2 separate regions of the Homo sapiens genome follow, and region 1 is linked to region 2. Evidence: read pairs that join two places in POLR2A ChIA-PET (ENCODE). Cell type or tissue: A673. All regions are shown on one strand. Links, peaks and the distances in the headings refer to the core of each region. The heading gives the core; the rest is flanking DNA.

Region 1 (7,794 bases), core at 1,373-6,372, 1.3 Mb after region 2:
CGGTGGCTCATGCCTGTAATCCTGGCACTTTGGGAGGCCAAGATGGGTGGATCACTGGACGTCAGGAGTTTGAGACCAGCCTGGCCAACATGATGACGCCCCATCTCTACTAAAAATACAAAACTTAGGTGTGGTGAACCTGTAGTCCCAGCTACTTGGGAGGCTGAGGCAGGAGAATCACTTGAACCTGGGAGGCAGTGGTTACAGTGAGCCAAGATCGCACCACTGGACTCCAGCCTGGGCAACAGAGGGAGACCATCTCAAAAAAAAAAACAACAAAAGAACCATGTTCGAGCAGTGGAGACCTGCCTTGCACACTCCAGTAAAGCGCTTTGTTTCAGGCTGTGCTTTGAGGCATCTTAACTAACCCCAGGTTTTACTTCGGCTCCCTTTGCTACATAGCAAAACCACTTCCTAGGGGCTTAAAGTCATTCATTCCCATCTGATGAGCCCCCAGATGCAGGGTGGACAAAAAACTTTAATACTTTTTTTTTGAGACAAGGTCTCACTTTGTTGCCCAGGCTGCAGGCTGGAGTGCAGTGGCATGATCATAGCTCACTGAAGCCTCAACCTGTTGGGCTCTGGTGATCCTCCCACCTCAGCCTCCCAGTAGCTGGGACCACAGGCGTGTGCCACCACACCCAGTTGATTTTTGTAGTTGTTGTAGAGACAGAGTTTTGCTATGTTGCCCAGGCTGGTCTCCAACTCCTGAGCTCAAGCGATCCTCCCGCCTTGGCTTCCCAAAGTGCTGGAATTACAGGTGTGAGCCACCATGCCTGACCTAACACCTACTTTTTGATGCTGCTAATCTGACAGTGAGGAGGATGGAGTGGCCCTGCTCTGCTTTCTTGCCATGGAGAGGCCGTGTCATGAAGCCCTGTTTACAGACGTTTTGCTCCTGTCTGTAACACTACTTTGACATAAGGCATCACAAGGCAACTCACTGAAAAGCTGCTGGGGATAGCAAACCAAGGTCTCAGGTTCACACTGGAAGCTGGACAGACCATGAGCATGACCCTGAATAATGCCAGTTTCTTTGATCTGCAAAACAATATTTGGCTTTATTGGGGTGTTTTCTAGAACAGATAATGTAGCACAGTGGAAAGAGCATTGGACTTGGGCTATGGGATTTTGGGTTCATCCTTTCAGTTTTCTAGGCTTTAGCTTCCTCATCCTAAAATGAAAGGGGAAGGATTAGACGGTCCCTCGGATCCCTTCCAGTTTTGGGACCTGTGGATTTCGTGACTTGCTGTAAAAGCAGCAGAAGCTTTCAACTCTAGGCTCCCTCTGGGAAATTTCCATCTAGTGGGATGCGTTTTCCTGGTGAAGGCTAATACACGACTCTGATTCTGTTCAAGTGGTCTGTGGATCCAAATGTTTTGCTGAGTCTGCAAAATCATCAATAATCCACATGGATGTGTGTGAGCTTTCCACACAGTCACTGCATCCAGTGGTTTGCAAATAACAGCCTCAAGGATTCTGCAGAACTTGCAGCAAACTGAAGATTAAATTCCTCCTCAAGGCTTGGAAACAGACTGAATACAGGCATCCAGAGTCCTTGCTGCTTGGCATCTCCAACACATATTTAAATGCCCTAACAGGAGCAAATCCATAACAGTGCTGAATGAAGGCAGGAGTCCCACACTCTGGGAGCAGCAATCAGTGTCAAAAATACAATTTTGGGCCTGGACGCGGTGGCTGATGGCTGTAATCACAGCACTTTGAGAGGCTGAGGTGGGCAGATCACTTGAGGTGAGGAGTTTGAGACCAGCCTGACCAACATGGTGAAACCCCGTCTCCATTAAAAATACAAAAATTAGGCTGGGCACAGTGGCTCATGCCTGGAATCCCAGCACTTTGGGAGGCCAAAGCGGGCGGATCACCCGAGATCAGGAGTTCAAGACCAGCCTGGCCAAAACGGTGAAACCCCGTCCCTATTAAAAATACAAAAATTAGCCAGGCATGGTGGTGAGCGCCTGCAATCCCAGCTACTCGCAAGACTGAGGCAGGAGAATCACTTGAACCCGGGAAGCAGAAGTTGCAGTGAGCCGAGACTGTGCCACTGCACTCCAGCCTGGGCGACAGAGTGAGACTCTGTCTCAAAAAACAAAACAAAATAAAACAAAAAAAAAGAACCAAACAAAAAACAAACAAACAAAAAAACAACAACACAAAAATTAGCTGGGCATGGGGGCATGTGCCTGTAGTCCCAGCTACACAGTTGGCTGGGGCAGAATTGCTTGAACCCAGGAGGCAAAGGTTGCAGTGGGCCGAGATTGAGTCCCTGCACTCCAGCCTGGGCGACACAGTAATACCGTCTCAAACAAAACAAAAACAACAACTATACATACATATATATATAAATTTGGATAGTGATGGAAGTGTCAAATAGCTTCATAAATACCAAAAAAACAAAACAAAACACACACACACACACTCAAGCCTCAAGCGGGCATGGTGTCACATGCTGTAATCCCAGCACTTTGGGAGGCCGAGACGAGTGGATCCCTTGAGGTCAGGAGTTCGAGACCAGCCTGGCCAATATGGTGAAACCCTGTCTCTACTAAAAATACAACAATTAATCGGGCGTGGTGGTGTGCCAGTAATCCCAGCTACTCAGGAGGCTGAGGCAGGAGAATTGCTTGAACCCAGGAGGCGGAGGTTGCAGTGAGCCGAGATCGCGCCACTGCACTCCAGCCTGGGTGACAGAGTGAGGCGCTGTCTCAAAAAAAAAAAAAAAAAAAATTAGCCCAGCGTGGTGGTCTGCGCCTGTAGTTCCAACTGCTTGGGAGGCTAAGGTGGGAGGATCGATGCCCAGGAAGTTGAGGCTCCAATGAGCTGAGATCGAACTACTACACTCCAGCCTGGGTGACAGAAACCCTGTCCAAAAAAAAAAAGAAAAACCAAACCCAAGCCTCACCTCTGTCTTTATATATGGGGGATGAGACACCATCCACACACTAAATCAATATCATGTCATAAAATACCATATGTACAGAATGCCAGGTAACTTCTCTAGGCAGCCAGATTTGCACAGCAATCGCCAGAGTGCTGAAATAATATATGTGAAATGTGTAAACTGTAAAGTGTTCTGCAAACAGACATTGTGATATAATCTCCTGGTGATATGTTAGTTACTGATAAGGTCTCATGATGATGGTGAAGAAGCCCTTTGCTGTTCTCAGAAGTCCTCACTGGTTAGAAAACCGTCATAGAAAGAACTGGAACTCCAGAATCAGAAACCAGGGTTTTGAGTTCTGGTAGATCCTTCCTCTCACTGTTCTCATGCCAAAGCCCTCTTCCAAGGATGGCAAAAATCCCAAGTGGCAGAAATAAAAATGATTCTGTCTGTGTTACAGCCAAGCTAGTTCCCTATGGGTGGATGAGTCACATGTGAGCAGAGCTGGGAGAACTACATTTACATTCCTTTACATTTCCCTCTTTCCACCCTCCTTTCCACTGCCCTGTGTTGGCTCCTGTCGCTATGACAAAAAACTTGCTCAAGAAACCCCAGCTTAGTTTCTCTATGGGGAGGAAGGTGGCAAGCTACCTGGGTAGCTGTGGTTCTTGTTGGTGAAGCCCATGGCCCAGTGGGGCGGTGTCTTTGTACAAATCCACACACGTCCTCCCCTGTGCTCCAAATTGTGAGTGCACATCCCCAAAGACTTTTTTTTTTTTTTGAGACAGAGTTTTGCCCTTGTTGCCCAGGCTGGAATGCAGTGGCACGATCTCGGCTCAACCACAACCTCCGCCTCCCAGGTTCAAGCAATTCTCCTGCCTCAGCCTCCTGAGTAGCTGGGATTACAAGTATGCACCACCACGTCCAGGTAATTTTGTATTTTTAGTAGAGAGGGGGTTTCACCATGTTGGCCAGGCTGGTCTCGGGCTCCCGACCTCAAGTGATCCACCCGCCTCGGCCTCCCAAAGTGCTGGGATTACAGGCGTGGGCCACTGCGCCCGGCCTCCCCTTCATACTTGACTATCCCTGTGTCATAAGGACTCAGAATCTGAGGGTTTTGTCATAATTATACACAGTCTAGAAGACCAAGCCACACTTGGGTTGGCAGCATTTAAGCTGCTGGGTCATCCTGCAAGGAGGCATATTTGTGAAACTGGATGAAGAAAAAGTAGGAAAAGCTACCTACTTTTTAAGCTCAGGAAGCATTTTATAAGATTTCCAAGGCTAACAGCTGCAGCCTCCTCTAGCTCCTCTAGCTGGGTTGACTGTAGTCCCTAAAAAGATACGTCCATATCCTAATCCCCAGAACCTGTGGATGTTATTCTATGTGGAAAAATGATCTTTTTGGATATAATTAAAGGTTTGTTTTTGGCAGGTGCAGTGGCTCATGCCTGTAATCTCAGCACTTTGGAAGGCCAAGGTGGGGGGATCACCTGAGGTCAGGAGTTCCAGGCCAGTCTGCCCAACATGATGAAACCCTGTTGCTACTAAAAATACAAAAATTAGCCGGGTGTGGTGGTGGGCGCCTGTAACCCAGCTACTCGGGAGGCTGAGGCAGGAAAATTCCTGGAACCCGGGAGTTGGAGGTTGCAGTAAACCGAGATTGCGCCACTGCACTCCAGCCTGGGCTGGACAGAGCGAGACTCCATCTCAAAAAAAAAAAAAAAAAAAAAAAGGTTTGTTTGAGACAGGATCTCAATCTGTCACCCAGGCTGGAGTGCAGTGGCGTGAACATGGCTCACTGCAACCTTGAACTTCTGAGCTCAATGGATCCTCCTACCTCAGCCTCCTGAGTAGCTAAAACTACGGCCACATGCCATCACACCCAGCTAATTTTTATATTTTTGTAGAGACAGTATGTCACTGTGTTGCCCAGGCCAGTCTCCAATTCCTGGGCTCAAGAGATCTACCCATCTCAGCTTCCCAAAGTGCTGGGATCACAGGCTTGAGGCACTGCACCTAACCTAATTCGGAATTTTTAAGTGAGGTGATCATCCAGGATTATCCAGGTAGGACTTAAATCCAATGGCAAGTGTCCTAATAAGAGTAAGGCACATTGGCCAGGTGTGGTGGCTCACACTTGTAATCCCAGCACTTTGGGAGGCTGAGGCAGGCGGATCACTTGACCCCAGGAGTTCGAGACCAGCCTGGTTAACATGCTGAAACCCTGTCTCTACTAAAAATACAAAAATTAGCTGGTTATGGTGGTGCACACCTATAATCCCAGCCACTCAGGAGGCTGAGGCACAAGAATTGCTTGAACCCAGGGAGCAGAGGTTGCAGTGAGCCAAGATCGTACCACTGCACTCCAACCTGGGCGACAGAGCAAGACTTTGTCTCAAAAAAAAAAAAAAAAAAAAAAAGTGAAGCACATACCAAAAAGAGTAAGGCAAGCCAGCGTGGTGGCCCATGCCTATTTTGCCAGTTACTTGGGAGGCTGAGGTGGGAGGATCTCTTGAGCCCAGGAGTTCGAGACCAGCCTGGGCAACACAGTGAGACCCCATCTCTAAAAACAAACAAAAGAGCGAAGGAGAAGGAGGTCAGATACAGAGAAATAGATGCACAGAGGAGAAGATCCTGGGAAAATGGAGGCAGAGATTGGAATGACAGGCTGTAAACCAAGGGATGCTAAAGATTGCTGGCAGCCACAAAAGCTAGGAGAAAGGCAAGGAAAGATTCGAGGCTTGGTGCAGTGGCTCATGCCTGTAATCCCAGCACTTTAGGAGGCTGAGGCTGGAGGATCACTTGAGGCCAGGAAGTTCAAGACCATCCTGGTTAACATCTCTACAAAAACTAAAAAAAAAAAAATTAGCCAGGCATGGCAGTGCATACCTGTACTCTCAGCTACTGGGGACGCTGAAGAAGGAGGATCCCTTGAATTTGAGGCTTCAGTCAGCTGTGATCATGCCACTGCACTCCAGCCTAGATGACAGAACAAGACTCCATCTCAAAAAAAAAAAAAAAAAAAATTTTACCCCGGAGCCTGGGGAGTGTGGCCCTGCCAACACTTTAATTTTGGATTTCTGGCCTCCAGAACTGTGAGAGAATATATTTCTGTCATTTGAAGCCACTCATTTACAGTAACTGGTTACAGCCACCCTGGGAAACGAATACACCTGGTCTCTGCTGTGGTGCTCAGTGTTACCAACCGGTCCTCACTTTCCCAGTTCTTAGCTGTGTCCCTCTGCAAATCTTAGCACCTCTCTGATTTTCAGTCTCCTCCTTTGTAAAACGGGAAGAGTAAGTCCTACTCTGCCAGGTTGTTGTGAGGCCATGGTGACAGAGTGCTGAGCGGAATGCCAGGTGTACCACAGACGCAACTTACGCATGAGTTCCCATCCTCCCCCTTCTCCACCCTGGTCCAACCTCACCTTGGGCACAGAGCTCCCATTGCAAGGCTGAGGAGCAGGGTTCCTATACCTTTTCCTGGGACTCGGGTTCATTGGTGATGTCCAGAATAGTGCATGACCCTGCCTTCTTGACAAATCCTCCCAGACATCTCATCAGCATCTCAAATCCAATGTGTCCAAAGGTGAACTCTTGATCTTTCCTTCTTTTTCTGTCTCTTTCACAGTTTACCTCATCTCAATAAATGGTATTTCCAGGTAGCTAAACATCTGGACGTCATTTTTGCTTTCTTTTTTCTTTTCTTTTTTTTTTTTTGAGACAGAGTCTCACTCTGTTGCCTGGGCTGGAGTGCAGTGGCATGATCTTTGCTCATTGCAACCTCCATCTCCTGGGTTTAAGCGATTCTCCTGCCTCAGCCTCCAAGTAGCTGGGATTACAGGCATGCGCCACCACACCCAGCTAATTTTTTTTTTTTGAGATGGAGTCTTGCTCTGTTGCCCAGGCTGGAGTGCAATGGCGCAATCTTGGCTCACTGCAAACTCCGCGTCCTGGGTTCAAGCAATTCTCCTGCCTCAGCCTCCTGAGTAGCTGGGATTACAGGCGCATGCCACCATGCCAAACTAAATTTTGTAATTTTAGTAGAGACGGGATTTCATCATGTTGGTCAGGCTGGCCTTGAACTCCTGACCTCATGATCTTCCCGCCTCAGCCTCCAAAAGTGCTGGGATTACAGGCATGAGCCACTGTGCCCGGCCGTGATGATGGTGTTGTGTTTTGTTTTTTGTTTTTTTTTTTGAGACGGAGTCTTACTCTGTCGCCCAGGCTGGAGTGCAGTGGTGTGATTTCAGCTCACTGCAACCTCCGCCCCTGAGTTCAAGCGATTCTCCTGCCTCAGCCTGCCGAGTAGCTGGGATTACAGGCACCTGCCACCGTGCCTGGCTAATTTTTGTGTTTTTAGTAGAGACGGGGTTTCACCATCTTGGCCAGGCTAGTCTTGAACTGCTGACCTCATGACCCACCTGCCTCGGCCTCCCTGGGATTATAGGCGTGAGCCACCATGCCCGGCTGTGATGATGTTTTTCTCTTGGTTTATCATGGCCACAGAGTAGCCTTGTCTGGTGTTCATGTATTGTGAAATTATTTACTTCAGTGGAACATCAAGGCCTAGCTGATAGTACCAGGCCCACTACCACATGCCAGGGCTTCATTTCCTTTCTCAGAACTCACACCCGTTCCCAAATGTTACCAAGCTGTTCCTTGCCTAAGAGGCTCTTTTCCATTCCCCAGCCAAACACTACTTTTTTCAAGTCAAACTGCACAAAATTCCATCTCTCCTGTGAGGTCTTCCCAAAGACAGTGAAACCACCTTTGCAATATTATAACTGATACAGTGAAAGTGATCTAACTTAACCAACTCCATCTTGTTTTTAACCTCCAAGCTGTCCTTGTTCATTCCTGGGCGTAGGCTGAACTAACTTTGGGAGAAA
Region 2 (6,227 bases), core at 1,228-6,227:
CAGCCACAACCTTTCAGGCTCAGGTGATCCTCCTATCTCAGCCTCCCCAGCAGTTGGGACTATAGGTGCATGCCACCACACCTGGCTAATTTTTTGTATTTTTTTGTAGAAACTGGGTTTTTCCATGTTGCCCAGGCTGATCTCAAACTCCTGGGCTCAGGCCATCCACCCACCTCAGCCTCTCAAAGTGACAGATGCTAGCCACCACACCTGGCTGTATCTAGGTTTTTAAATGTTATCTCCTCATCCTTGCCATTATTGAGATTTTGTGGCATGGGATAGCTTTGCCAGTTTGGTGAGTAATCTTGTGACTTTAGGGAAGTCATTATTTGCTTGGAGGTCTGATTTCTTAATTACCTTATGGCCCCAGATCCAGGCTGTGTGTATAATTTATTCAACCAAAATCTAGACTGAGCATTTTTCATGTGTGCTGATAGGAAAATTCCTTTTGACTTTCTAGAAGGTGGAGCCAAACAGGGAACTCTTGAGGACAAGGAACATGACCAGTCTTGGGAAGTTTGAATCCTAGTGCAGAGTCCTGTGGTGAGGCCCCTTCCCACTGCCTGGCCCTCTGTAGCTTTCTTCTTGCTCAGAGCAGTGGCACAGTGCAGGCAGGGCCTGGGTGTTTCACATGCAGGCATGCTGTGCCACTTCTAGGGGATAGTCCCTCCACATCTGGCAGCTGAGCCACTAGGTCTTTGGAGGGCCCAGATTCCTTTGTAGAAGAGACCTGAGAGGCACCATGCTAAGAGCTGGGCGAGTGTTTGTATCCATGTGCCACCCCTACCTCTCAGGTGAAGCGGAACAGCACACCTCCCCTCTCCCTATTTGGGCAACTCCTATGGCGAGAGTTCTTCTACACGGCAGCTACCAACAACCCCAGGTTTGACCGCATGGAGGGGAACCCCATCTGCATCCAGATCCCCTGGGACCGCAATCCTGAGGCCCTGGCCAAGTGGGCTGAGGGCAAGACAGGCTTCCCTTGGATTGATGCCATCATGACCCAACTGAGGCAGGAGGGCTGGATCCACCACCTGGCCCGGCATGCCGTGGCCTGCTTCCTGACCCGCGGGGACCTCTGGGTCAGCTGGGAGAGCGGGGTCCGGGTGAGTGCTCTCTCAACGAAAAGCTGGCCTGTACCCTCTGGTCAGGCCCGTCAAAGGGCAGCCCCCTTCTGGGCTGAGGGATGAGGTGGGATTTCTGGGTCCAGGAGATCCCCTCCAGATCCTCTGTGGCTTGCCTTCAATGGAAGGGTTTTGGCTCCTGGGGGCACTGTGGTGACTTGGGAAAAAACATGGCTGCATGTCCCCAAGGAGGCTGATCATCCCCTCCCCTATCTAGGTATTTGATGAGCTGCTCCTGGATGCAGATTTCAGCGTGAACGCAGGCAGCTGGATGTGGCTGTCCTGCAGTGCTTTCTTCCAGCAGTTCTTCCACTGCTACTGCCCTGTGGGCTTTGGCCGTCGCACGGACCCCAGTGGGGACTACATCAGGTGAGGATACAGACCAGGCTCTCTGGCCTCTGACCACTGTGGCCTCCTACTAGGATGGGATACCCTGGGCCTTTTGAAGGAGGGTCTGGGTATGCTGATGGGTCATCTGGTGTATCTTATTTCAGGCGATACCTGCCCAAATTGAAAGCGTTCCCCTCTCGATACATCTATGAGCCCTGGAATGCCCCAGAGTCAATTCAGAAGGCAGCCAAGTGCATCATTGGTGTGGACTACCCACGGCCCATCGTCAACCATGCCGAGACCAGCCGGCTTAACATTGAACGAATGAAGCAGATTTACCAGCAGCTTTCGCGCTACCGGGGACTCTGTAAGGAGACAAACACCTAGCTCACTGAAGGGAAGGACAGCACCTACAGGCTCAGGGGGCCAGATGGGGATGTCCAGATACTTGCAAAGGGAGACTGAGTGCTGTCTTTCAGGTTGACACCTTCGCTGGGTATGGGACACTGCAGGCTGGGATGAACTGGGCCTTCCTGAGTAGTTGTGGGGCTGTGGGAGGAAATGGAACCTCAGTGTCTTGCTCCTACCCTCCCCACCCCCACTTGCTTCATCCTGCCCTGTAGCCCTCTGCAATCCTGCGAGACGGCACTCTGATTACTCCTCGCCTCTCTCCCAGGTCTACTGGCATCTGTCCCTTCCTGTGTGGAAGACCTCAGTCACCCTGTGGCAGAGCCCAGCTCGAGCCAGGCTGGCAGCATGAGCAGTGCAGGTGAGCAGCAGCAACCAACCTCCTGTGGCCTCCTGTGGCCTGTGCCACCACTTCAGTCATTCAGGACTGAGGCCAGAAGGAGGCCTTGCCCAGTGGAGCTTATATTCCACCTGGGGCAGTCAGATAGTAAAGAAACCAAGTTGGATCATTTCAGATAACAAGTGCTTTGGAGGAAAAGAAAGTTGAGTATCTTGACAGAGGGACTGGGAAAGAAGGATTTCTTCTGTGTCACTTGAGATTGGAGCAGTCAGGGAACACCTCTGTTAAGCAGAGACCCACGTCATGAGCAGGAGCCAGCCCTGCCACACACTGAGAAAATAACATTCCAGACAAAGGGAGTAGCAAGAAAAAGCTCACAAACAGTACCGAGCTTAGTCCATTCAAGGAACCGAAGGGAGGTCAGTGTAGCGGCATGTCCCAGTGAGGAGCTGGAATGAGATGAGGACAAGATACAGCATGAGCAGCATGTGGCAGGCCTGATGTCCGAGACGAGGACTAGGATTCAGCCTTCAGTGCACTGAAGGATGGTCAGTAGGGCAGGGCATGATTGGACTTAGGTCTGAAAAAGCTCCCTGGCCTGCTGGGTGGAGATTGGACAGTGTAGGCCGGAGCGGGCACAGGGAGGCCAGAGAGGAGGCAGCACAGACAGGGTGGTGGCCGCAAGGAGAAAGACTGGACAGATTCGCTGCATTCGGAGCCTCTTCCCTTCTTGGGGATGAAGATGAGTAACATGAGATGGGAAGAACACGGGTTTTTCTAGTTGGCCCAGCTAGGCTGCCTCCATGGGCAGCATGACTCCTCCACAGGGGCCCTGCTCTTTGCTGCTTGGGGAGGCTGATTCAGGGTTGCAGAGGGAATGCCTCACCTTCAAAGCAGGACAGCAGGCAGGCCAAATCAGTCTCTGGCCACAGCCCATGCCATTTGGGGCCCAAAAGCTGGTCCTGCTACCAGCAGGCCTGCTTGGTCATGTCCTCCTTGGACATTTCCAGGCAAAGTCACTGCTGAAAGCAAGGCCGAGGGGCAGGTCTGAGGAGCAGCATGCTGGCATTCCATTGATAAGTGTGCTCCCTGTCCCCTAAAGAGCTGCTGCTGCATAGTGTGGGATCATTTTGGCTGCATGCACAGTCTGTGTGACCCTTTGACACGCTTCCCTACAGGCCCAAGACCACTACCCAGTGGCCCAGCATCCCCCAAACGCAAGCTGGAAGCAGCCGAGGAACCACCTGGTGAAGAACTCAGCAAACGGGCCCGGGTGGCAGAGTTGCCAACCCCAGAGCTGCCGAGCAAGGATGCCTGAGAGTGAGTGACAGCAGCCTAGATTCAACCTCAGGAAGGAAGTTGGGAGTGGGGGGGCCTACTGCCCTGCCAGCTGCAGGTTGAAACATAGCAAACTAGATGAAAATCTGGTGGGACCACCCAATGCTCAGCCACTAAAGCTTTACCATTTTACAGTGGCAGCCGGGTTCCATCCTGGCTTAGGGAATGAGTACTTTCTGGTTGATATCTGTGTGACCTTTACCATTGGGCCGGCTATGGTGGCTCATGTATGTAATCCCAGCACTTTGGGAGGCCAAGGTGGGAGGATCGCTTGAGGCCAGGAGTACAAGACCAACCTGGCCAAACCAACATAGTGAGACTCCATCTCTAAAAACATAATAATAATAATAATAATAATCTGGTGGGACTGCATGACTTTTAGGATTTCAGCTCAAAAATCCCACCATTCTGACTTTTATCAGAGATTTAAAAGTCAAGCCCTTTTGTATTTTTTTGCCAGCTAAGGGAAAAAGGGAGGCATGGGGGCTGAGGGGTGGCGCTTTCTACCTATTAAAATGAGTCACACTCAAGAGAAAGAAAGCTGAGACCTGCGTGTGAAGCAGCGGGGAAAAGGCGCATTGCAGGGTCTGAGGCTGCTCCAGGCCCCCTGCTTTCCGACAGGCTGTGTTCTATAGGCCAGCCAGTGGAGGGCAGCACTGACCTTGAGAAGCCTGGACAGAGGGCTGTGCTGTGTCTTACTTGGCCCAGCCCTGCCTGAGGACCAGTAGACCCAGTCTGTCATCATCTTTGCCTTTTGCGGCCTCTCCTCCCTTCTCACCCATCCTGTGGCCTCAGCTCTGCACCTCCCTGGCAGCGCTCATCTTGGAAGCCTCCTGAATGTCATCAAAACACTGGCTTCTCCTTTCCCAAGGGAGGAAGGGCCTTTTATGCCACTCTTGGGGAAATGTAAATTCCTGTCCCCTCTGAGTCATCATCTCAAGCTGTTCCTTATGCACCATGTCTTCGTCATTAGATTGGAGGGTGATTTTTCTCCATGGAGCTGATAGGTTCTTTTTATCAGATCCCTCTTACTTCAGGGCCAGGCCGCAGCCATCTGGTTTGAGTGTCTGGATTTGTGTGCTCACTGAGATGGGCATTTGATGCCTGCACCCTTCACCTTTCCTGGGCTCTTTGACATAGACATTGCTGATGGACAGATGTGTGCTATCTTGTTCCTGGGAGTACCAGCAACCTACTACTCTCTCAGTTATCTCTTAGCTCTGTGATACTAAGCAAAGTTCATCCTGTATTACAAATTTGGAACTTGCCAGGCTGACACTCTGATTTTCGGATGAGAAGACCAAAGAACAGAGAGGTTAAATGTCTGGGTCAAGGTTGCTCAGTAAGCTAATGGTGTCCAATTCAACATGAAATTGTTGCCAGCAGGTGGGTGAAGAAGGGGGAGCATTAAACATATAAAATGTGATGTGCTGTCCATCCATAAGGATTGAACAGTCTGCTTAGATAAAAAGGAACAATAACCTAGAATTCCTGGACAAATGATACAGACTATACAAGCTTAGCAGAAGGCTGCTGGTGTGGTCTGGAACAATCAGGGAACATATCACAGAAGTTTGCGCTAGGGGGCCTGAAAAGTGAATTGGATTCAGGCAGTGAGCAGGGCGCTTAGGACAAGAAAAACAGCTGAAGGTTTATGTGATCTTGTACAAATGACTTAACTGCTATGGGACTCAGTTTCCTCACCTATAAATTAGGTTGCTGTTGCAAGAATTAAATGATTAAATCTGGGCCGGGCGCAGTGGCTCATGCCTATAATCCCAGCACTTTGGGAGGCCGAGGTGGGTGGATCACCTGAGGTTGGGGGTTCGAGATCAGCCTCATCAGCTTGGAGAAACCCCGTCTCTACTAAAAATACAAAATTAGCTGGCATGGTGACGTATGCCTGTAATTCCAGCTACTCGGGAGGCTGGGGCAAGAGAATCACTTGAACCCGGGAGGCAGAGGTTGCAGTGAGCCGAGATCGTGCCATTGCACTCCAGCCTGGGTGACAAGAGCAAAACTCTGTCTAAAAAAAAAAAAAGATTAAATGTGTATGTGTCAGCTAGAAATGTGGGGGTCTATTAATAATAGCTCAATTACTGTGGCTAAAACAAATAGGGGCTTATTTTTCTTACCTAACAAGGGGCCCAGAGATAGTGTTGCTGGTCTGGGCTTGGGTGGCAGCCCCAGCTTCAGCCATCAATTCTTGATCAAAGAGGAAAGAGAAGGGACAGCAAGGGCAGCTGCACTCCTTCCGTACACATGTCAAGAGCTCATGTTTTGCCAGACACCATTCCAGGCATTGAGGGTATGGTTGTATACAAGACTGGCAATATCACTTCCCCCTTGGGTGCATATTAGTGGAAGGAGACAGACAGTAAACAAATAAATATTTAAAATTTAAAGAGGCCAGCCGGGCGTGGTGGCTCACACTTGTAATCCCAGCACTTTGGGAGGCTGAGGCAGGTGGATCACGAGGTCAGGAGTTCGAGACCAGCCTGGCCAACATGGTGAAATGCTGTCTTTACTAAAAATACAAAAATTAGCCAGGCGTGGTGGCAGGTGCCTGTAGTCCCAGCTACTTCGGAGGCTGAGGCAGGAGAATCACTTGAACCCGGGAGGCAGAGGTTGCAGTGAGCCAAGATCGTACCACTGCACTCCAGCCTGGGTGACAGAGCTAGACTCAG

What was found. Peaks named below come from ENCODE experiments on the same cell type or tissue, not always from the same donor. Only the 100,000 strongest peaks of a DNase experiment are listed, where the experiment ranks them.
Region 1: POLR2A ChIA-PET joins it to region 2 with 6 read pairs; 1 of 35 experiments calls an interaction of 5 or more read pairs at or near these places.

Annotation. Positions count from the first base shown.
Region 1 is chr11:47,201,381-47,209,174 of GRCh38, forward strand. No RefSeq gene overlaps it. Among named protein-coding and RNA genes, the nearest start is that of DDB2, 9.7 kb to the right of the region's middle. In A673, for the core only: no CTCF peak of the experiment used is centred there; a DNase peak (open chromatin) is centred at 3,381.
Region 2 is chr11:45,868,712-45,874,938 of GRCh38, forward strand. It overlaps CRY2 (cryptochrome circadian regulator 2), which reads left to right. Exons shown (of 12, transcript NM_021117.5): 7 at 795-1,106; 8 at 1,342-1,493; 9 at 1,619-1,821; 10 at 2,131-2,223; 11 at 3,381-3,522. The coding sequence ends at 3,520. Among named protein-coding and RNA genes, the nearest start is that of MAPK8IP1, 14 kb to the right of the region's middle. In A673, for the core only: a CTCF peak has its summit at 4,184 (motif pointing right); a DNase peak (open chromatin) is centred at 4,330; H3K27ac peaks cover 2,138 bases.